2 separate regions of the Homo sapiens genome follow, and region 1 is linked to region 2. Evidence: chromatin loops called from intact Hi-C (ENCODE). Cell type or tissue: ascending aorta. All regions are shown on one strand. Each heading gives the region's core, and the rest is flanking DNA. Links, peaks and the distances in the headings are about the cores only.

Region 1 (11,960 bases), core at 3,364-5,863, 120 kb before region 2:
GAAAATCTGAAACCTGAAATGTTCCAAAGTCTGAAACTTTCTGAGTGTTGCCAAGACACCACAAGTGGAAAATTCCACACCTGAACTCATGTGACATGTCACAGTCAACATACAGTAAAACTTTGTTTCACGCACAAAATTATTTTAAATGATGTATAAAATTACCTTCAGACTATGTGTATCAGGTATATGTAAAACATAAATAAACTTCATGTATAGACTTGGGTCCCATCCCAAAGACATCTCATTATGTATATGTAAATATTCCAAAAATCTGGAAAAAAAAATGAAATCTGAAGCACTTCTGGACCCAAGCAGTCTGGATAAGGAATGCTCAAGCTGTAGTAATCACGAGCTTTCCTTGGCCACTGGCATTTGCTGAGCCCTGTGCAGTGTACCTAGAGATCAACCTGTCCTGACCAAGGAGGGCGGGCTGTGAGAGCAAGACCTCCAGAAACAAAGCGGGCTCCTGAGAGAGGCGATGGGGTGACTGAGAACCCAGAAGAACTGGAGGCTAGCTTCAAGATAGCTGCTGCAGTATAAAAGGGGAATCCATTTAAACATACTCCACTGAGGGGCAAAAGGGTGAGGACTTCAGGCTCTGAGGATTAGAATCCCACTCTACAACTAGGTTCCGATGGGAACAGCATCTACTTAATCATAATAGAGGAAATACCACTTACTGGTTTTTAACATTCAGAATCTAGAGATAAAATCATGGAAGCCTTTACTGAGTGAGATTGAAGAACAGAATATAAAATTAAAGGTACAGCTGCCTGAAATTGAGGGGTTGGACTGGGAGCATGTTGGTGGGAGACAACAAATAGTGTATCTAGGAGACAGAAAAAGAAAAAGGCTGGCTGCCTGTGTCATCTGAGGGTGCAAAGGGGAACAGCAGGACTGAAAGCAAGAATCAGCTTTAGGGAGGCAGGGAGATGGGGATGGTTAGAGAGAACTAACAGCGTGATCTGCCATCCCAACAAGCTACCATGAAACAGCCTTTAAGATTGACAAAGTGAGGAGCTGAGTTGCAAGCACCATGTTTTTACGTGTGGAAGCCCCCGTAAAAGAAGCAAAAACAATCTACAGGAAAAAAAGTAGTTGCTCTAAGAAGTAGAAATAAGTGAAGGAAGGCAAGATGCTGTTGCTTTTCACTATAAGCTTTTCTGTAATGTTTCCTACTTTTAGCCATTTGCATGCAATACTTTGACTTAAAATTCATAGTTATTATTATTTTTTTTTTTTTTTGAGACAGAGTCTTGCTCTGTTGCCCAGGCTGCTGGAGTGCAGTGGCATGATCTCAGCTCACTGCAACCTCTACCTCCCAAGTTCAAGCCATTCGCGTGCCTCAGCCTCCAGAGTAGCTGGAACTGCAGGCACGCACCATCATGCCTGGCTAGTTTTGGTATTTTTAGTAGAGACGGGGTTTTGCCATGTTGGCCAGGCTGGTCTCGAACTCCTGACCTCAGGTGATCCACTCACTTTGGCCTCCCAAAGTGCTGAGATTAGTCATGAGCCACTGCACCCAGCTTTGTAATTAAAATTTTAAAATATATTAACAAATAAAAGTTATAGAACATGCTATAATGTGTCATTTTTAAATATGTATATCATAGAATGACTAAATCAAGCTAGTTAACATATGTTAACGTATTTTTTTTGTGATAAGAATGCTTAAAATCTACTCTGAGCAATTTTCAAGAATACCTTTTTTTTTTTTTTTTGAGATGGAGTCTTGCTCTGTCGCCCAGGCTGGAGTGCAGTGGCGCAATCTCGGCTCACTGCAAGCTCCGCCTCCTGGGTTCACGCCATTCTCCTGCCTCAGCCTCCAGAGTAGCTGGGACTACAGGCGCCTGCCACTGCGCCCGGCTAATTTTTTGTATTTTTTTAGCAGAGACGGGGTTTCACCATGGTCTCGATCTCCTGACCTCGTGATCCACCTGCCTCGGCCTCCCAAAGTGCTGAGATTACAGGCGTGAGCCACCGCGCCTGGCCAAGAATACATTATTAACTGTAGTCACCATGCTGTGCAACAGAGCTCTTGAACTTATTCTTTATATCTAACTGAAATTTTGTATCCTTTGAACAACATCTCCCCAGCACTGGTAACCACCTCTTTCTACTTTTCTGAGTTCAAATTTTTTAGATTCCACATGTAATTAAGAACACGGGTATTTGTCTTTCTATGCCTACCTTATTTCACTTAATGTAATGCTCTCCAGGTTCATCCATGTTGCTACAAATGACAATTTCCTTGAAGGCTGAATAGTATTTCACTGTGTATGTATACCACATTTTCTTTATCTATTCATCCAATGATGGACACTTATGTTGATTCCATATCCCAGCTACTGTGAACAGTGCTGCAATGAACATAGGAGTGCAGACATCTCTTCGACATGTTGGATTAAGGGATCATATAGAAGTTCTATTTTTAATTTTTTGAGGAGTCTCTAATCTGTTTTCCATTATGACCATATTAACTTACATTCTTTCCAGTGATGTACAAGCATTCCCTTTTCTCCACATCCTCACCAACACTTGTTATCTTTCATCCTTTTTTTTTTTTTTTTTTTGAGACGGAGTCTGCACCCAGGCTGGAGTGCAATGGCACGATCTCAGCTCACTGCAACCTCTACCTCCCAGGTTCAAGCGATTCTCCTGCCTCAGCCTCCCAAGTAGCTGGGATTACAGGCGCCCACCACCACGTCTGGTTAATTTTTGTATTTTCAGTAGAGACGGGGTTTCACCATGTGGCCAGGCTGGTCTCAAATTCCTGACCTCAAGTGATCCCCCACCTCAGCCTCCCAAAGTGCTGGGATACAGGCGTGAGCCACCGCACCCAGCCCATCTTTCATTGTTTTGATGATAGCCATCCTAACAAGTGTGAGGTACTATCTCATTGTGGTTTTAATTTTCATTTCCCTGATGATTAGTGATGTTGAGTATTTTTTCATATACTTGTTGGCCATTTGTGTATCTTCTTTTGAGAAATGTCTATTCAGATTCTTTGCTCATTTTTAATAGGGTTGTTTTCTTACTATTGTTTGAGTTCTTCATATATTTTGCATAGTAACCCCTTATCAGATGCATGATTTACAAACATTTTCTCCCATTCTGCAGGCTGTCTCCTCACTCTTGTTTCCTAAGCTTTGCAGAAGCTTTAGTTTAATGTAATCCCATTTGTCTATTTCTGTTTTCATTGCCTGCACTTTTGTGTTTATATCCAAAAACATCCTTGCCCAGACCAATGTCACAGAGCTTTTCCCTTATGTTTTCTTTTAACAGTTTTACTGTTTCAGGTCTTACATAGATGTCTTTCACCCATTTTCAGTTGATTTTTGTATATAATGTGAGATATGGTCTAATTTCATTTTTCTGCATGTGGATATCCAGTTGTCCCAACACTATTTATTGAAGAGACTGCCCTTTCCCCATTGTGTGTTCTTGGTACCTTTGTCAAAAATCAATTGAGGTGGGTGAGATGGGCATGGTGGCTACGTCTGTAATCCCAGCACTTTGAGAGGCTGAGGTGGGAGGATCACTTGAGCCTAGGAGTTTGAAACCAGCCTGGGCAACATAGGGAGACCCTCTCTCTCCAAAAAAATTAAAAATTAGCTGGGCGTGGTGGCACATGCCTGTAGTACTAGCTACTCAGGAGGCTGCAGTGAAAGGATCACTTGTGCCTAGGAGGTCAAGGCTGCAGTGAGTCAGGACTCACCACAGCACTCCAGCCTGGGTGTCAGAGAGAGATCCTGTCTCCAAAACAAACAAATAACAACAATAAAAATCAATTGACCGTAACTGTGTGGATTTATTTCTGGGCTCTCTATTCTGTTCCACTGGTCTATGTGTCTGTTTTTATACCAGTACCCATGCTGTTTCGATTACTATCACTTTGTAGCATATTTTGAGGTAAGGTAGTATAATGCCTCCAGCTTTGTTCTTTTTGCTCTAGATTGCTTTGGCTATTCAGGGTCTTTTGTGGTTTCATACAGATGTTTCTTATTTTTATCCATTTGCATGCAATATTTTGATTAAATTTTTTAAATAAAAGATCCTCCATAAGATCATTGTTTACATCACAGCAGCAGGATTTTCCTCAACGTTTATCAGGCTTTATAGTGGTGTGTTGACAGCACTGCAGCTGGCCTTACATGTGTTTATTTTAATCTTGGTAAAGTCATGTTTACACTCTATAAGTAGTACACTAGTTATTTTATGGATTTGGAAAGCTGTCCAATTCTGATTTGTTGTAAACAGAATAGAATGGCTTTAATGGCCATTTTAGATCTTCCCAGTATGGAATTTCGCAGCTAAAAAAGAAAAGTGATTGTTTTCAAAGGTTCAAGTTCTATAGAAAAATACTCAATTGCAGATAAATGTATTCTAGAGTCATCGAGTCCATGAAATCCAATCAATTCTTACATAGAAAAGTCTCAGATCTTGAGTTCTCCAGGGGGGCTTCTTAATGTGGAAAGAAATTAACTGATGAACATAATTAGCCAAAAAATGCATGGAAACAGCATACCCTATTATACCATGGTTTAGTAAGTTTAATTATGAAAAATAGCCTGGAAATTGTTATTGTTGTTCTGAAACATTTACTAAGCACAAACAGCAGAGTGAGGAGCGCAGCCTAGGTCCAGGAATCTTGATTGACAGTGCTAAGAAGAACTCTCAGTCACTCAGGGAGCCTGCAGGTGGGAGACCAAATGATGCCTACAGTCATCAAGAAGCATAATCCAAAGAATCAGCTAATGGAGGGTGGCAGGAAGACAAAAGTGCATAACAGGTTACATTTTTAATGAAGGAAGCATGGAACAACTTCTCTTCACTGACGTCATAGCCCTTAAATGACTGGTACAGAATGACAAAGAGCTGCAAAGATCCTCCTTTGAATTTCACAGATTCAACAATTCTCCCTAAATAGCAGTGGGAACTAAAAATTCCCTGAGAGCCAAAAACAATATTTTTCATTGAAAATAGATTTTAAAATATTTTTCTTACAAGCTTTCAGGGAACACAGAGATAAGGTCAGAATATTGCATTTAATCTCAAATCCAGAATATATCACAAGTCATTACATAAAATGCCAAACAAATCATTTATCATTCCCCCACCCCATCTATCAATCACCCTTTTCTCACATGCACACACATCCATGAATGCATGTAACTCTTTAAAGCATCATGTTTATTCCTGCAAAGCGTGGCCGTCTCAAATTCTCAACTGCTCATCCCTACAAGATCTCATCCAGAATGTCTTAGCCTTGTGAAAGACTCAAGAGCATGATTGATTGGTTACATTGTTCATTCATTAACTTTTATTCAGACTTTGGACTGGTCCACATCACTTAAAGCAATTCTCCTTCCTCTGGTTTATGTCAAAATAAAAGCTCCTCCTAGCATTTATTCAGACTTTATATACTTTCAGACATGTTAGGACTTCAGGTAATCTCTCATATTACTATACATTTAAAACAAATGTTTCTGTTGTTGTTCAATACAGCTTTTTCCTAAAAAGGGAAGAGAATAAACATTCCTGGGTAGAGGAAACCCATGTGAAGCATACCAATTAGGCAGCAAACCGAGAGTTGACACAACAGAAAACAACTAGGTAAGTCTGTCAAATTTCATTTGGGTTTCCCAGAAAATCAGAATGTTAAGACAAATGAAAGCCAGAAATCACTAAGGGACAATTCCAAAGGACTGAATCACCATATTCCAATCAACGCAGAGTACACATAACTTCTCAGGACTCTCAGAAGCAGCTAGGATTGTGCAGGCTTCTTGGAACAGGTATTGCTGCTCTTCCCCACATCATTTTACTGTGCTAAATAATTCAGTCCTTTATTCCCTCTGTCTTCCTCCCACCCTCCTCCTTATACACATCCCCATACCCCAAGGGGAAGTAAACAGAAAGCACAGTTTTCCATTTCCCACAGATAACGGCTTAAGAATCCACCCAGAACACTCCTTTCAGATCTGAAGTCTTGGTAACGGCATAGATCTGATGTGTTTCCCGGCCACTGTGCCCCAGGTCTTTTAGCCAGATTGGACCACTCAGCACCCTCTGGGGGTCCTCAAAGGACAATATCCACCCCTGGATTCTCAGACGGTCCTCTGGTCAGGAAAGCTCTTCTCCATCCTGAGCACACCTGATCCCATTGCCATCAGCTCGGAACTCTGAGCTGTGCCCTCGACCTCCACACCCAGCCTGGAGCTCCTCACACCCAAGGTATGCACTGGTCTCCTTGGAGTCCAGTATTCTACCCGCCTCACCCCTGGCTCTCAGCATCCCCACATGCCAGTCAGATACTTATCTGTCAGATCACATCTGGCCAGAGGCTGCCCCACAATGGTGGGAAGGAAGGAGTCTGTACACTTCCATCAGGTTACTTAAAACTGTCAAGTTTTGTCTTTACCTTGACCATGGTGTGACTCAAAGCTAAACTGGATGTTCGCACAAATGGGCCATTTTTACTCAAGGTTCCCAATAGAATCCCTTCTGTATGGCCCTCTGACCTCTCTAGTTTGACCATGCCAGATGTCACAGCATTTTCTGGAAACAGGCAATGTACAGGTAAAGTACCTTTCTTTCCTGCTTCAGAGGAATGATACAGTCTTAGAGGCAGAAGAGCCCTCAGCAGTCATGTGTCCCAGTATTTCCCAAACACCAGTTCTCAGACCAATTTTGGTTAGTCTATGGCTGCTAGTCACTGGACTACAGAGAAATGAGGAAGACATAGGAAATAAACAGCATTTTCATAATGCTAAATACATACAATCTAAAGACAAATTTAGGAATAATCCTATTCTTTTAGTATTATTTTCTCTTTGGCAAAATTATATTAGTAGATGGTAGTTATTTTGTGAAAATAAACCTTTGATTATTAAAAATTCCACACACAAAATACAAAGAACAGTATGTAAATATATAGTGAACCCTCATTCACCTATCCAGCTTTAATCATCAACTTTCTTTATATACAGCCAAAAAAAAAAAATAGAAATAGGTCCTGACTTTTTTTTTCCTATTCCACAAAATTTTAAAGTAGAGGCATGACCAGGTTAGACCAATCTACATAATTTCCAAAGAAGAGAAGGAAACAAAGATTAACTAACCTGTCCCAAGTTCTGCAGCTGGTCAGGAACAGAACTGATACATCTGGGTGTGCCATGATACAGCTACCGAGTAAGAGCATCAACTAAGACCGGCAGAAGAACCCTGTGTCTCTGCCCAGGATGCTTCGTACACACTACTTGGGATCACACAACCCCCCCAGGACAACCAAAACTGGAAAACAATAATCTACAACCAAAGTTTACTTTATCTCATGCTAGAACAATTGTTTCCCAACCATGGAGGGCTCCAGCAACCACCAACCAGTTTCAGTTCAAAGACTACTGGAGATATCAATGACAGACTAGATAAAGAAAATGTGGTACATATACACCGTGGGATACGATGCAGCCATAAAAAAGAACAAGATCATGTTCTTTGCAGGAAGATGGATGGGGCTGGAGGCCATTATTCTCAGTAAACTAATACAGGAACAGAAAACCAAATACCACATATTCTCACTTATAAATGTGAGCTAAATGATGAGAACACACGGAAACAATGGGGAAGAGAGGAGAACAACACACACTGGGGCCTACTGGGGCATGGAGGTTGGGAAGAGGGAGAGGATCAGGAAAAATAACTAATGGACACTAGACTTAATACCTGGGTGATGAAATAATCTGTACAATGAACTCCCATGACACGTTTACCTACGAAACAAACCTGCCCATGTACCCTGAACTTAAAATAAAAATTAAAAAAAAGACCACTAGAAGTTTCTACATTAATTCCTTACCCAGCACTTACCCCCTCACGTCACACTAAGAAAAGATTTATGAAGCAAACCAGTGTGAGTGAATGAGAATTCACACTATAAGGTCCAATATGATTAAAACAAAAACAAAAACAAAAACAAAAACCCAGCTACTCAGCTCCTCCTCTGGGCCCCTACCATCACCTCACCAAGCTACCAGGAGGAAAAATCAGACAGGAATGGGAATATTAGGACCGGGCACTCTTCACACCTGCCTCGCAAAACCACAGTGAAGATGAAACGAGACAGCATAACAGACAGCAGTTTTAACACTTTACAAAACTATACCAATGCAGGGGATTGGCCAATTGATAAGAACAAAGTATCTTTGCGAAAGGACTTACCTTAAATTCTCAGTTTCTATTAAGAGCGTATTTCCCTGAAGATATCCCAAAGCATGTGAGAAGCCTCCTGCAGCACCTAAAATCATAATAACAATCATCAGAATCAAGTAATGTTTTTGAAAAAGAATCTCAATCTATACATTTGGTCATTTCCCCCACACTAAGCATGAAAGGAAATAACTCAGGAAACAATGAATTTCTGCCACAACACATGGGCTGGGAATTTTCTTTACCCACAGGGAATTCAGGTCCCAAGACACTTATTTTGAAGACCAAAATTATGTTACTGCTGGCAGAGAGACAAAACACATTTTCTTCTTCCTTGTGGTAGGAATGCTTTAATGGCTTTGAATTTAAACAAAAACCAAATACAGACATCCACCTCCCTCAATGTCGAAAACAAAAATCTCAGGCATTGCACTCTGCTTCTTTTTAAAATTAGTTTACATGAGGTGCTCTTGTCTTCTTTTTTTCCTATTTAGCTCCTCTAACACATCTGTGAAGTGGTCCCTTCTTGATTTTGCTGTTCCCATGTGGCTCCTGGTTCTCTAAGGCACTGGGAACTTGCTCCATGGAAACCCAATTTGAAGCAGAGAAGCACTATAATCAATTGTAGAAATCAACAAAATGGCCTAGCCACAGTAAAGGAACAGGCGCCTGTGTGAGAACACACACACGTTATCTACGAAACAGAATAAACATCCAGATACAGGATTCATATGAAACAGTCCCAAGTACGTGCAATCAAATCTGGGTGGGTATGACAGACTAGTTAACAAATGGTGTTGTTTAGCATTTAGGAAAGAAAACTCTACATCTCTCTCTCCCTACTTATGGAAGAATAAACTCAAAATAAAAGCAAATGAGTACCAGTACTCATTTGCTAGTTTGTTATTTTATTTTTTGACAAAAGTATCATTGTTTTTAAAATTTCTGCTCTATTTTTGCCATTCAAAAATTTTAGATTAAAAAAATTGTTACTAGCTACATGTCTCAGTCCTTTATAGTTGCATATTTTGGTGTCATTCTTAAAAAGGCCTTCATATGTATATTTCATATATATATATATATATATATATATATATATATATATATATGAAAAAAATGTATATATATATGTATTTTTTTTTAAGATGGAGTCTCACTCTTGTTGCCCAGGCTGGAGTGCAATGGTGCCATCTCGGCTCACTGTTATCTCCGCCTTCCGGGTCCAAGCAACTCTCCTGCTTCAGCCTCCTGTGTAGCTAGGAAGGTGCCCATCACCACACCCAGCTAATTTTTGTATTTTTAGTAGAGACGGGGTTTTACTACGTTGGCCAGGCTGGTCTCGAACTCCTGACCTCAGGTGATCCATCCACCTGGTTCTCCCAAAGTGCTGGGATTACACGTGTGAGCCGCTGCGCCCTTATTTCTTTATAGTAACAAAAACAGACTAAAACAGTCTTAAAAATAAACAAGAAAATTAATATTCCCTTCAAAATGGATAAAGCAAATTAACAAATTTTTCATGTCTTAAAAAATATAACAGCAAGAAACATATGAAAAGATAGCAACTATACTAACAATAAAAATATGTAATTTTAGGCCGGGTGCGGTGGCTCACGCCTGTAATCCCAGCACTTTGGGAGGCGAAGGCGGGCAGATCACGAGGTCAGGATATCGAGACCATCCTGGCTAACACGGTGAAACCCTGTCTCTACTAAAAATACGAAAAATTAGCCAGGGGTGGTGGTGGGCGCCTGTAGTCCCAGCTACTGTGGGGGCTGAGGCAGGAGAATAGTGTGAACCCGGGAGGCGGAGCTTGCAGTGAGCCGAGATCACGCCACTACACTCCAGCCTGGACTGCAGAGTGAGACTCCGTCTCCAAAAAAAAAAGTAATTTTAGAAAGTGGAGACCTTATTTGTACCTATCAGATTGGTAAAGATGACAAAGACTGACAATAAATAACCAATGTTATAGGCACTTTCATGAACGGAATATAAATTGGAAACGTCATTCTGTAGCCACCTGGGAGATTATGTCAGCATATAAGATGGCATGCCCTTTGATTCAGCAATCCTACTTCTAAGAATTCACTCAAGGTAGATAATTATGGAAGCAGGGAGATGGATACACATGGCATTGTTTATAATTATGAAAGGAGGAGGATAAATGCCCCTAAAGGCCCACAGATATGAGACATGTTGAGTAAACCACATAGACATTGAAAACAATGTTGGAGGTCTATATTTATTGATATGAAAAGATATCCATTATATACTTCTGAGTGAATAAAATAGGTAAATGACCATATGCAGTATGATTCATTTGTGTGTGTGTATTCTTGGATGTCCAGAGAGATGTCTAGAAGGATGTTTATCAAAATAGTTATGATTCTGGTTATCAAAATGTTAGATGATTTTTACTTCTTATACTGTTTAAATTTCATAAAATGAGCAATCATTATTTTTCTAAAGAATACAATGGAGCTACTTAACTTTTAAAATCTCGTGTTGAAGTTAAGGAATACACGATATCAATGTCCACTCTCCTTCTCTGTCACAATTTTTCCTCCCTGACTTTACTGACATTCGTGCACACATGTGCTCTTAGTGAACACTGAGTAGGGAGTTACCTTCCTCAAATCAGCTGCCATTCATTTCCGAGGGTCATGTCACCCCTGCCTTTGGGTCCCTAAGATACTCTATAACCTTCTTATAAGTCTCCCTTTTCACTTATGCTGGCTAGAGTGAGTGTGTTACTGTGACCAATGGAATCCCATCTATCTTTCTCTTTTCCATCTATCTTCTCAATCATCCCATACCATTTGAAAACACAATAATCCTGTAGTCATAAGAATGAAGATTTACCACACAATTTCAACTAATGTTTATGTACTACAGCTAAAGTAACTGAAGAAGCTCAAAGCCGCTATGAAAATAGGCAAAAATCTATTTCAAGAGACAGGTAGATTCATTCCTGACTAACAAGGGAATTGATGAAGAGATTTTCTGAAGAAGAATAAAAACAAAGGAGACATAATTGTACAGATGGGCCATTTCTTGTGGTTAAAATACTTTCCATTATAACATGTGTAACCACTTCACAGATTTATTTTTATTGGGTTATATTTATATATGAAATAATGTTTTCTATGGAGATTATAAAATACAGAAATGTATCCCCATAATGGGCCCATAACGTTAACTTTATCTCTAGCAAACAAATTTATTGTTCTCATTTTGCTTTATTTGTAAAAGTTTAGGAGTCCCATGTAATACATGTATCTTCATAACGGCATAATTATAAACTTGGCTAAAAAGTCATAATTCCTTGTAGATGCACAAATCTTTTTATAGATATGTTGGATATAAAGTACAAATCTAATTAACCCCCTTCATCTGCTGGCAGCTCCTTCTTCCCTACAAAATTTCCCTAGAAGTTAGACAAAGGACAAGAACCACTCTCCAATTTCAGAGATGAGCAATCATGAGACTTAACTTAGATTAAGCATCTGCGACTCCAAAGTACAACACACCCCTTCCCACAACACATGGGCCACCCAGTGTGAATTGCTGGCCTCTCTGTTCTGACCCCCTTTAGTGCGAAACAAGTCCACATTTGCGACGGAGATGCATCGGGATTTAAGAGACAAAACGTTGCATTTAGGGAAAGCAACAGCACAGCAGTTAAGAGAAAGGTGTCCAATCCTGGTTGGATCATTTACTAGTCATCCGGCTTGGTATGCCTTAAC
Region 2 (11,960 bases), core at 4,313-6,812:
TGCTGGGGTTCAGGTGACAAAGCAGGAGGAGGGAAAAATGCCACACAGGGTTCATGCTCCTGAGGCTCTGTGCAGCAACACAGCTGGCACCCTCTGCCTCCAGTTTTGGTGCCAGCCCACAAGCAGCAGCTCCAGAGAAGCCTCTCTGCAAATATCCCACCGTGGAGTCCAGTCATATGGCTGCCAAGGGTCCTTGGAAATACTCAGGCCTAAGCCCCTCTTTTCACAGATGAGAAAAGCCAAGACTCAGAAGATAGGCCTTGCCCTAAATCAGCAGCGAGGAACAGCAAGGCCAGGAATAGAATTGCAGAATCAAGTCTATAAAGCTTACATTTTACCTGTAAATTACCACTCTAATAAAACTCTGTTTCTAAACAAATGTTATTCTTACTCTGTCTGACTCCTAACTGAAGAGACAAAGCAGCCTGCAGTTCCAGATCTTAACCATGCCCCCAGTTCTCTCTCCTTAATCCCAAATGACTTGCACCAGCCAAACTGAAACTCCTGGTTTTCGTCAAAAACAAAGTTCAAGAAAGAACTGTTCACATTTGAGCAGGGGAAGAAAATCTAAAAATTGTAGAGGGAAACTGAAAAACTTTTTTCAAAAATCTGAATTTATGAGATATAAAGAATAAGAACAAGAAGAAAAGCTCTTGTTCCATACATCAGGTTTACCCACCCAAGACCAGAACCATCCCAGGAAATGCTTGGAGACCACAAAAAATCATGCATTTTAAAGGTTGGTGGGTTATTAATTCAAATATAATCATCCAAATAGTTGCCTCTTTCCCCTGCATTCTAGCTTCGGTTAGCCCTGACACATCAATGCAACCTCGAGCAGATCACACCTAACTTTGCAGATCTTCAGTCAACTCATCTATAAAACGAGGAGCGTGATAAAACTCAGGTGTCCTTCAGCTAGAAAATTCCAAAATTCTGTTACACTTTTGGAACAGAACTGAAAATTAATGTCCCCATTAAGTCGGCTTATACAAAGTTTATTTTCTTAACTTGAAGAAATGAAAGTCATTATAAATTTAAATTACCATATCTCTTAGGAAATAATTACTAAGTTGGTGTCACAGTGGTTGCATTCTGTTTCTAGGGAGTAAGCTTCAGCAATGACAAATCGTTAAACGATTCTTCAGGGAGACAGAGCCAAATACCCCACCCTCACTAAATGGGTATTTGGCTCTATTTCCCCAAAGGTCCATTATTATTTATAAGGCAAAAATTAGGGTTTCTTTTGCATAGCGTAGAACTCAGGCAGTGAGGTCATTTGTTTTGAAACTGCAGCAACCAGTCCCACTTTTTTTTTTTCCATTAGCATTCTAGTTACTCTGGGTCAAGAGAGTGAGATGCAGATTTCAGAGAACAGTCAAAGGCTGCAAGGCCACCCACAGCATCGTCAAGGATTCCACCTGGGACAGCCCGGAGTCTAACCTACAGCTCATTTTCCTTTCACTCTCAAACGTGAGAAGCCAATGACGACTCAGACACAAGCAAACCAAACATATTTCAAGGAATCGTCAACAGCCTCAGGGTCCATTTAAAAAACAAAACACTACCATAACCTCCACATTATTCCTTATTCTTTTTTGAGACAGGGTCTCACTCTCCCGTCCTGGCTGGAGGACAATGGTGCAATCATAGCTCACTGCGGCCTCAAACTCCTGGCTCAAGTGATCCTCCCATCTCAGCCTCCCGAGTAGCTAGGACTACAGGCATGCACTGCCACACCTGGCTAATTATTTTATTATTTTATTTTTTGTAGAGACAGGGTCTGACTATGTTGGTCTCAAACCCCCAGGCTCAAGCAATCCTCTCACCTCAGCCTCCCAAAGCACTGGGATTATAGGCATGTGCCACCAAGACTGGCCCATATTATCCCTTATTCTTACTGAGTGAAAAAGGGGTGGAGAAGGGATGACAAATTCCTCTGAGAATGATAGATGCTTTCACTCAAAAAGGAGAACATAGAGACAATTATGCCTTCAGTTTCAAGGATTCATGAGCCCTCTGAAATTTCTTTTCTGAACCTCAGGTTTAGGACCCCTGCTAAATTAACATGTTAAAAGGAATCCTCTTTTATAAGTCTCTCTGAATGCTGTACAATTCCTTTGTTTGTTCTGTTTTGTTTTGTTTTTAGTACAGACTTTCGCTCGTTACCCAGGTTGGAGCTCAAAGGCACATGTCTGGGCTCACTGCAACTTCCGCCTCCGGGGTTCAAGCGATTTTTCTGCCTCAGCCTCCCAAGTAGCTGGGGTTACAGATGCATGCCACCACACCTGGCTAATTTTTGTATTTTTAGTAAAAACAGGCTTTCACCACTTTGGCCAGGCTGGTCTCGAACTCCTGACCTCAGGTGATCCACCTGCCTCGGCCTCCCAAAGTGCTGGGATTACAGGCGTGAGCCACCATGCCCGGCCCTGTACAACTCCTTTGTAAATGCAGTTGTGAATGGCAACCCTAATTACAAAGGGATGCACAGGAAGAGCAGGATCCAGTGAGGAAACCGGCTTCTTGTAGCACTGATGAAAGAGAAGTATGACCTTTGAGCTCACACAACTATTGAAGCCCTCTGCTTCTGCTAGGATTCTTCACTTAATAGTTTTCAGTAGGAACCTTCCCTTACAAACACAGGTTTGTGCTCCGTACTCAATTTTTCAAAATAAGAATAATAAGCAAAAGCATACATTGTTTAGGAACACATACATAGGTAGTGCAACTACGAAAAGCAAAGATCAGTTAAAAGTTGAGATGGGAAGGACTTCTAAGGTATTTGTAACCTGGTTGTTGGCTCCGCAGATGTTCATGTTACTCTTTAAATTACACCTACATTTTGCATACTCTTCTGTATGTATATGGAAATCGAGCACTTAAAAAAAAAAAAAGACAGTTTTGTGTTAGTGACAGGGACCTCCAAGCATTATTCTCAGTGTTATTCCCAATCCCATTTTAAGACACACCAATAAAACTGAAGTGAGCCCAGTGCTGTGAAGGGGTGGGGCCTGACAAGGAACAGTTGAAAGTTCTGTCCCCAGGGCCACCATCTATAAATACACTTTCATTTTTAAAAGTCTACGCCCTGGGACAGTCCTGTGCTCTGGGCTAATGCCACGCTGACCTCTGAGGCTGCCTCCCAGTCTGGGAAAAGCCAGTGTCAGGTTTCTGCAAACCCACTGGTCTTTCCTCTTACACACCCTGCAGGCCTATTTCCTGTGGCACATTCTGTGACCAGGAACAGTCTCATTAAGGCACCTTTGACAGCTAAGAAAGGAGCAAAGAACCAGACATGGCCACAGACTTAGGAGGAACCCTGGGCCACCCCCTTCCTCAGCTGCACACAGAGGCCTGGCTTCCTTGCCTCTCCTCCTCCAAGCACCTCACTCACAGTCAGTTTACCTTCCTCAGGGGAATTCTGCTCATTCAACGAATGCTCAAGTCATCCGTCGGTCGGAGAAATAGGTAAAGGCTATAGGGGCATGATCAGTGTGTCTCAATTCCTAACCCTTCCCACACTCACCACTACTATTTTGACCAAATAAGGAAGGCACACTCCTTTCCTAATCATTTGAACAAGAGTATGTCATCCAAAAAAACTTTTTTTTGGTAAATCTCACTAGTAAACAAAGCTGTCATTTTTATGTTTTAGTTACAATAGCCAAAAATTGACACCATGACATCAAGCAACATTTGAACCCAGTTTTGGATGGCCCACACCCCATACTCAGTGCAGGGCTGAAGCACGGGAGAAGTGCCTACTTGAGTCCTCACTGTTTGCTAAGCTTCGTGCCAGATGCTGTCTAGGGTCCAGAGGCGAAGGGAGCCGCATCCCTGCCTATCAGGAACTCACACTAGCGTGGGTGAAAGGCACACAGAAGGAGCCCTCTGGCATGAGGGTTCTCCCCATGGGACAAAGATGAGGAAGATATAAGGAGTCATCTCGAAGGCTGGGAGCATGTGATCTGGGTTTGGGGGAAGAAAGAGATCTATCAGATAGGTGGTGTGGGGAGGGGTCCTGGAAAAAATGACTTGCACACAGACCCCAAAGTGGGTGAATACAATGCAGGAGGTGGTGGGGTGAGGAGATTCCCAGACATCAGTCCTTGGGACTGACTCATGGGGGTGGGTGCATGGGAAAGGTGGGAACAGGAGCTGAATCAGGGGAAATCAGGTGAGCATCTAAGTCTGACGGGCCTCCTATCCCAAGGTAAGATATTGGAACTTTATTCTGAATGCAGTGGAGAATGTCAAGCGCAGGGGAGAAGGAAGAAAGGAGGCAGGAAATGCACCACTGCGAGCTGGGCAGAAAGGCGCAAGAAAGAAGGAATCCCTCTGCCTCTGCCCCCCATCCTCCTGCTGCCATCTGACTGACTGATGAGGGAGGCTGGGCTGTGCACCTGCCTGCAGCCTTTGGGAAGACTACTGAATTTGTCTTGTGTCTTTATTACAGTCCTGAGTTTTCAAACCCGAATGTGAAAGGGCCAACCTCACCCTTCCCCAAACCAACTCTTATCTTTCATCTCAGTTACCTCCAGATCCTCCATAGCATGACTCTTGGGTGCCAGGCCCCAGATAAGGGGCTGGGGTGTCAGCAGAAAAGGGTAGTTCTTGCCCTCAGGGAACTCTTGTTTGACAGAGACAAGGGAACAGAAAATCCTAGAGCAGTATGAAGGGGCCAGTGGAGGGGACTTCCCTGTAAGGGCCATGCAAAGATGCAGGAAAGGCACATACAGGGTGCGGCTGGGGTAGCACACTGGAGCACACCCAAACTCAGGAGGTGACGCAGGTTATAGCTTATTTCAAAAACATACTCTTATCTTCATATATGACCTAAAGCTTCTTACAAACAGCACTGCCCCTAAGTATGGCAACAATTTTGTGTTTTGTTTTGAGGAAGGATCACGTTCTGTTGCCCAGGCTGGAGTGCAGCAGCATGATCTCGGCTCACTGCAGCCTCGACCTCGACCTCCTGGGCTCAAGTGATCCTCCCACCTCTCAGTCCCCCGAGTAGCTGGGACTACAGGCACACGCCATCATGCCCAGCTAATTTTTTGTAGAGGCAGAGTTTCACCATGTTGCTCAGGCTCTTCTGGAACTTCTGGGCTCAAGCCATCCTCCTGCTTCAGCCTCCCAAAGTGCTGGGATTACAGGTGTAAGCCACACATGCCCAGCCTTGTGTTTGTTTTTACCCCCACCCTAACCCCAGTTTGGAGCAAAACAGAGGAGTTTTATCATGTTGTGTCAGATATTCAAGAGCTTCTTCATATATATGTCAAGTATTGTCTATAGAACAAATTAGCAATGTCCCAGAATTATATTTTGCTACGTTTAAAATGTACATAAGGCCTACTATGACTAATGAAATATGAATTGCCTCGATAGCCTTTTTGTCTTGATATGTTCTCTCTCCAAGGATACTGAAAGTACAACTACTATTGTCTGCAGGGAAGTGTCACCAAACTTTTAGACCTTCAAAGATGCCCCCACCTTTCTCTCCCAGCACAGTGCCTGCACTGGCTCGGTGGGTAACAAAGGCAGTGGCTGGGGGCTGTCCCAGAGCTCCTGCATGCGGATCTCACCTGCCACTTGAGAACTGCATACCATTCTCACCTGCCCAGCACCTGCTCCAGGCCACTCTTAGGGCTGCTGGGGGCAGGGGCATCAGGAGGCCTGGAGCCTGTGGCCTCTTCCTGCCCGTGCTCTCTGAGGCCTGTGAAGGGCCAGCTAGTGTGAATCACTAGGAATTCAAGTTTGGCAGCCTAGCACCCCAGAGATGCAGAGCTGTTATCAAAGGTCCACTGTCAGCCCTGGCCCAGGCCTTTGACTTAAGGGAACTCGCCATTGGATGTAGTGACTAATGCCTGAGCATAAGCCAGGGTCTCGTTTTCCTCACTGAAGAGTTTCAGCCCCTCCTTGGCTGAGGAGCCCGGGTCGGTTGACTGTCTGGGTTAAACATCAAAGAGCTACCTCTGGAATCTGTTTCCTGGTTTGGCCATCCTCCCGAATGGGTCCCATAGGTTGGAAACACTGACTGTGTCTATAAGTGAGCCCTCAGAATTTGGGAAGGATCCCACTTATGTGCAGTCTCAGTGGGAAAGGGGCATGAGATCATTTTGTTCCCATGTTAGTTGCTGAAACCCTTTGTCCTTCTGGAATTGGCAGGCCTTTACTTTTCCTGAGCTCTTAGCAATGGTTTCCCTATAAAGCTATTGTTTTGAGTCAATCACGAAGAATGCTGGACTTACATGTGCATGCGCTCTCTCTCTCGCTCTCTCTCTCACACACACACCCCCACACAAACACACACCCACACGCAAGAGCCATGCCCATTTTGAGCTCAGGAAAGATGGCAAAATCCACCGGGATGTTTTACTTTTGAAGAAGGTGACATATTGAGGAGTGGGTTCTGTATTCTTAATTTGGCTTTTGCTTTTTTAAACTACCAGACTTTAGCTAGAAGAGAGCCAGTAAGAGCAAAGGGATTAAAATATTTCCTTCATTAGGCATCCACTTAGGAATTGCCTGTGTGTTAGTGCTTTAAGGGTGCTTGTGGGTGGCTCTCAAGAGTGCCAACTCCAGAATCAAGCCAAGCACACAAGCAGCCTGAACAAGAGGAGAGTTTTTCTTTGCACACTCCACCAACACAAAGTATTCAGTCACATTGCTCCATCCATTCAGGCCCTATTTCCCAATGGCAGAACAACTAGTCTTCCTCTGCAAACTCCAGCATTCCTCTGGGGCCAATTTAAAAAAGCTTGGGACTTCAAAATGCACGGGCACACTTTTCTTTATAAAGAACAGCTTTTGGGTAAGCAGCATTGTGAAAGGGACTGAATTTATAAATCCACACAAAAGCCATGTATTTCTTTTGAGACAGATCAACTCACACACTTTGTCTTCTGATTCACTGTGTGTGCTATCTGGTCTACAATGTAGACAGTTCCCTAGGTCAGAAAATGCATCTGCTCATGAACAGACAGAAATGGCAATGTTCTTAACACTTGTCTTAGATGAGAAGTCTGCTTACATGCTCACAATAAAACAAGGAAGCAATTTTTGACTCTAGTCAAGAAGCTTCTGGAATCTTTTTTCCAACACAAATGTTTCTCATTTAGTCCAAGCTCTGTTTCAATTACACGCCAAGAAAAGACAAAGAAAAACCCCCTCTACCACCTACTCCTGCCTTCACGAAAACATTGTAAATTATCTTTATTACATCATATAGAAAAGTCATCTCACATAGGGTAAATTGTTGACAAATGGTTACAGCAGCCGTTTTCTGGGCAATTGCTGTATTCGTAGGTGTTCTTCTGCTCACCTGCCAGGCCCTGGCCTTATCTCTCTCAAGAAAACAGCATGGAAATGAGCATCCCTGTCTGAAGCCTTTGACATTCATTTCTAAAGAATTGTCATGAACATCAACATCAAAAGACAACTCCTTTGTATTTTTTTTTTTATTTTTGTATTTTTTTTATTTTTATTTTTTTTTTGAGACAGAGTCTAGCTCTGTCGCCCAGGCTGGAGTGCAGTGGTGCAATCTCAGCTCACTGCAAGCTCCGCCTCCCGGGTTCACGCCATTCTCCTGCCTCAGCCTCCAAAGTAGCTGGGACTACAGGCGCCCGCCACCACACCCGGCTAATTTTTTGTATTTTTAGTACAGACAGGGTTTCACCTTGTTGGCCAGGATGGTCTCAATCTCCTGACCCTGTGATCCGCCTGCCTTGGCCTCCCAAAGTGCTGGGATTACAGGCATCAGCCACCACACCCAGCCGACAACTCCTTTGTAACATTAAATAATTTCAGAAATGAAAACTGACTGGCTGGAGTGTCTTAACATCTTAACTTTCCCCAGCTTAGTAAATCCCAGCTGTGCAGGGGATGTCAGTAATTTAACTTTCACATGGACCCCACAGCCAACACCCTTGTCATCATTCTGTTGCAGGCATTTCAAAGAAGTTTAAATCAGCATGCTATACCCTCTGGCTCATTTCCTAGTTTAGGTCAACTCTTAGGTGGCAATGCTTAAGCTCTGAGGGTCCCACACCAAAATGAGGCCTGCTCCAAAATTTATTTTGGAAATTTATTTAATAAATTAAATTTAAAAATTTATTTAATAAATTAAATTTATTTAAGCCTTCGCAACAGCTTTCCAATTTACACCAAAAGGATGGAAGGAAAACTTAAGGGTCTGGATTATTAAAAGCTAGACAACCTTTATTATTGTTGTTTATTCTTTCTAAGGCTCTGCCTGGTGATAAGTGTGTGAACTTACCCAAGACTATGCCAAGGATGTGTCTTTTCTGCTCCAACCAGAAATTTTAGATGCAGAAGGAACTTTGGAGATCTGGCCCCGCAGGGATTATAAAATTATCTGGCCAAAACTCCACAAAGGACTAAAGGGGTGGGCCACCTGACACTAGGGAAGCCATTCACAGCAAGTCTGAGGTTTCCTTCCTTTATGAAGTTCTGTGTTCTAGCTTAAATTCATGTCATGCAAATTTTGCAATTATTCAATATGTGCATGCTTTTTTTCACACTAATTTTTTTTTTGAGACAGAGTCTCACTCTGTCACCCAGGCTGGAGTGCAATGGCGCAATCTCAGCTCACCGCAACCTCTACCTCTTGGCGATTCTCCTGCCTCAGTCTCTCGAGTAGCTGGGATTACAGGCGTGCACCACCATGCACGGCTAATTTCGTATTTTTAGTAGAGACGAGGTTTTGCCATGTTGGCCGGGCTGGTCTCGAACTCCTGACCTCAGGTGATCCACCCACCTCGACCTCCCAAAGTGCTGGGATTACAGGCGTGAGCCACCACAGCCGGCCTTAAAATAATCTCTTGTCTTCCATATTACCTGAGTAAAATTAAGGCTCCAATAAGATATCTTAGGTTTATCCTGTGGTTTCACAAATCCAGGCTCACCACTTAGCACTTCACCCCTATCTGGGAAGCAAAAATTTTGTCTCTCTCCTTCTCCTACAGACAATAACCTACTGCTCAATTATGTTTGGTGACCTGACCAAAAGACTTGGAGGCAGGCCAAGGCACAGAACCCAGGACTCCGGCCTCCTGGTATGGGGCTCTTTGCCACTTTACATCCATCCAGTTCACAGGCACCCACAGCCATTCCGTAACTCATAAGGCAATGGTCAACTTTAAAATCTGCCCACACATCTCTATATCGAGGGAGGTTTAGTTTGGTGAGTGTCCTCCCCCAAGCTTGAGGCAAGGCTCACAAAACGGAGGGCTAATTCTTCACTGGCTTTCAGAATGCTGAAATCTCATTGGCTTTTGGAATATTTTGACAACTTCCCCACCCACTGGGCAGTTTGTCCCCATTCACAGCCATTTGCAAAAATTAAAAGTACAAGCTGCTTAGTGGAGACAAGGTCAGAGTCAGTGTCATCAGCATCCCAAATCTGAAAATAAAACCAAAATCAAATCTCCTTAGGGGAAAACTGTCAACCCAAACACAAGGCGGTTTAATACAGAACTGTGTTGACCACTTTCCTATCAACAGGCTTTCAGCCAGTGTTACCTACTGGAAGGGCTACAGTAAATACTAAATATCTCAGCTGTGCATTTTATATTCCAAAGCAAAAGGAGAAAAGGGATCATGCTAATATAAAAGCTGTGTTTACAAATTCCCAGGGGCATCATAAGTCCTCTAAAGCAACGGTTCTCAACAAGGAGCAATTTCACCCCACAGGGAACATTTGGCAATGTCTGGAGACGTTTTTGGCTGTCACACCTGAAAGGGGGTGGGGATGCTAGTGGCACCTACTGGGTAGAGAGGCCAGGGATGCTGCTGAACACCCTACGATGCACAGGCCAGCCCCGCACAACAAAGAATCATCCAGCCCCAAACGGCAACAGTGCTGAGGACTGAGAAAGCCTAAAATGTAGGAAGCAGGAAGAAGACTAGAACAAAGTCACGAGTCCTAGTTCGTTCTCTGATAGGCTCCTCGGTCCAGACATACCACCGGACCTTCCTGGGTCTCTGGTTCATTGTCACTAAACAGAGAGGTTGGCCTGTTTCGGAGGTTTTGCAACCCCTAGACTGAGTTCAACCATTAATTATTCAGGGCTTAAAGTACGGCTGCTCTCCAGGCTGGCAGCCGCTGCCTCTCATCATACCTCCCCTGATCAGGGGGCATTTCCCACCAGTTCTCTCAAAGCCCCATCATATTTCCTCTGGAAAAGGGAGCAATGCTAAAAGCAACTGCTTTCTCCTTATCACCAGCCACCACGCCAGTCCCTCGCGACCTCCTACTCCACAGGAATGAGACACAAGGAGTTCCTGGACTCTACAAACTCCTTCCAATCCTAAAACCTATGATTCTATTCAGCCAACAAACTAAGGACAGACATGGAAGCTTCATTTCCAATTCTATGTTCTGCTCTGCAGAAATGCATAAACAGAAGAGAAAAAAAAATGCTTTACAATAAAATTTAAAAACAGCACAGCTGCAACTGCATTCAATGTACATGTAAGAATTTTCCATTTTCATAATACTTTGCAACCATAAAATCAGCTCACTACCCCATCTTAGGGGACAGACTTAGTATTAAAGCCATTGTTTCATGGATAGAGAAAATGTGCTACCACCTTGCCATTCCCAAAACCTTCTCCATTGGCTCCAGCTGTTTACACAGCTCCATGGAAGACAACAACTTAGCTGAGAGGCTAAACCCCTCCACACATAACCCGATAGTTTCGAGAACGACAGAACACAGGGACTGTTTTACATGTAAAATGTTCACGTTCAGGAAAAGGAATATAACTGGCCTGACTAGGGGAGAGGATTACGGTTTTCACTGCCTCCATACAATTATCATCACACTCGTTCTCTGAAAGAGTCGGAGACAGAACCACTTCCCCAGCCGCACCGCACAGGAATCCCATTATCACACACCAAGCCACGGATTCTCCAGGTGGCAAGCTGGGATAGGGGGGCTAGGCCAACGGGAAAGTAAGCGATAACTCCCAGCAAAGAGAGAGAACCAGAGGAATCTTCCAAGGCTAAAAGGAAACAGCACATACTGCTGCTGCCAAGTAGAAGAACTAAAGGGCTTAGCATATTTCATTTGCCTTAAAAACAAAAACCAAAAAAAAAAAAAAAAAAAAAAACGCGCTCACCACAAGTTTCCCAAGTACATGCATTATCCATTAGAGCAAATGAGAGAGGAAATCTAAAGATCATTTAAGGGGGGAAAAAAGACTACTGAAAACTCTGAGTAATCACACATGCACCCCCATAGTGCCCATGGGCAACAGAGGGTTAACATCCCGGGGCAAAGTTTCCTCTCAGCAAGTACAAATCCGAAATCATCATCAAGATGCTGAGTGATTTAGTCATGAGCCCTCCCCTCAGCCATCAGAAGGAATGGCAAAAATGCAGAGTGAGTGCTAGGAGCCAGAACAATTTCATTTTCCTCCTAATTGTGCAAAGAATTTGCATTTAAAATGAGCACTTCAAGAATGCCCGATAGCTGGCTGCTAACATGAACAAGAATAAAAGTGATCCATCACCCAACAACACCAAAATTTTTTGCAATTATTTAATTGCAAAAAAAGTATTTGGGTACCCTAGTAGACTGAAGAACACTTCTGGCTAATTACCTCTCACAAGTCAGGTGTCAGATTAACTTTTTTTTTTTTAAATATACTTTAAGTTCTAGGGTACATGTGCACAATCTGCAGGTTTGATATATAGGTATACATGTGTTATGTTGGTTTGCTGCACTCATCAACTCATCATTTACGTTAGGTATTTCTCCTAATGCTATCCCTCCCCACTCCCCCGATCCCACAACAGGCCCCAGTGTGTGATGTTCCCCTTCCTGTGTCCAAGTGTTCTCATTGTTCAATTCCCACCTATGAGTGAGAACATGTAGTGTTTGGTTTTCTGTCCTTGCGATAGTTTGCTGAGAATGATGGTTTCCAGCTTCATC

Evidence for each region. Peaks named below come from ENCODE experiments on the same cell type or tissue, not always from the same donor. Only the 100,000 strongest peaks of a DNase experiment are listed, where the experiment ranks them.
Region 1: a loop joins it to region 2, with 7 times the contacts of the local background. A loop is called at or near these places in 1 of 110 quality-filtered maps.

What each region holds. Positions count from the first base shown.
Region 1 is chr15:62,586,029-62,597,988 of GRCh38, reverse strand. It overlaps TLN2 (talin 2), which reads right to left. Exons shown (of 59, transcript NM_015059.3): 2 at 8,227-8,302. Among named protein-coding and RNA genes, the nearest start is that of MGC15885, 53 kb to the left of the region's middle. In ascending aorta, for the core only: no CTCF peak of the experiment used is centred there; a DNase peak (open chromatin) is centred at 4,726; H3K4me3 peaks cover 748 bases; H3K27ac peaks cover 2,057 bases.
Region 2 is chr15:62,464,281-62,476,240 of GRCh38, reverse strand. The region is part of intron 1 of TLN2 (talin 2); the gene reads right to left. Among named protein-coding and RNA genes, the nearest start is that of TLN2, 80 kb to the right of the region's middle. RefSeq lists an enhancer at 11,060-11,591. In ascending aorta, for the core only: no CTCF peak of the experiment used is centred there; DNase peaks (open chromatin) are centred at 5,810, 6,200 and 6,610; H3K4me3 peaks cover 1,326 bases; H3K27ac peaks cover 2,500 bases.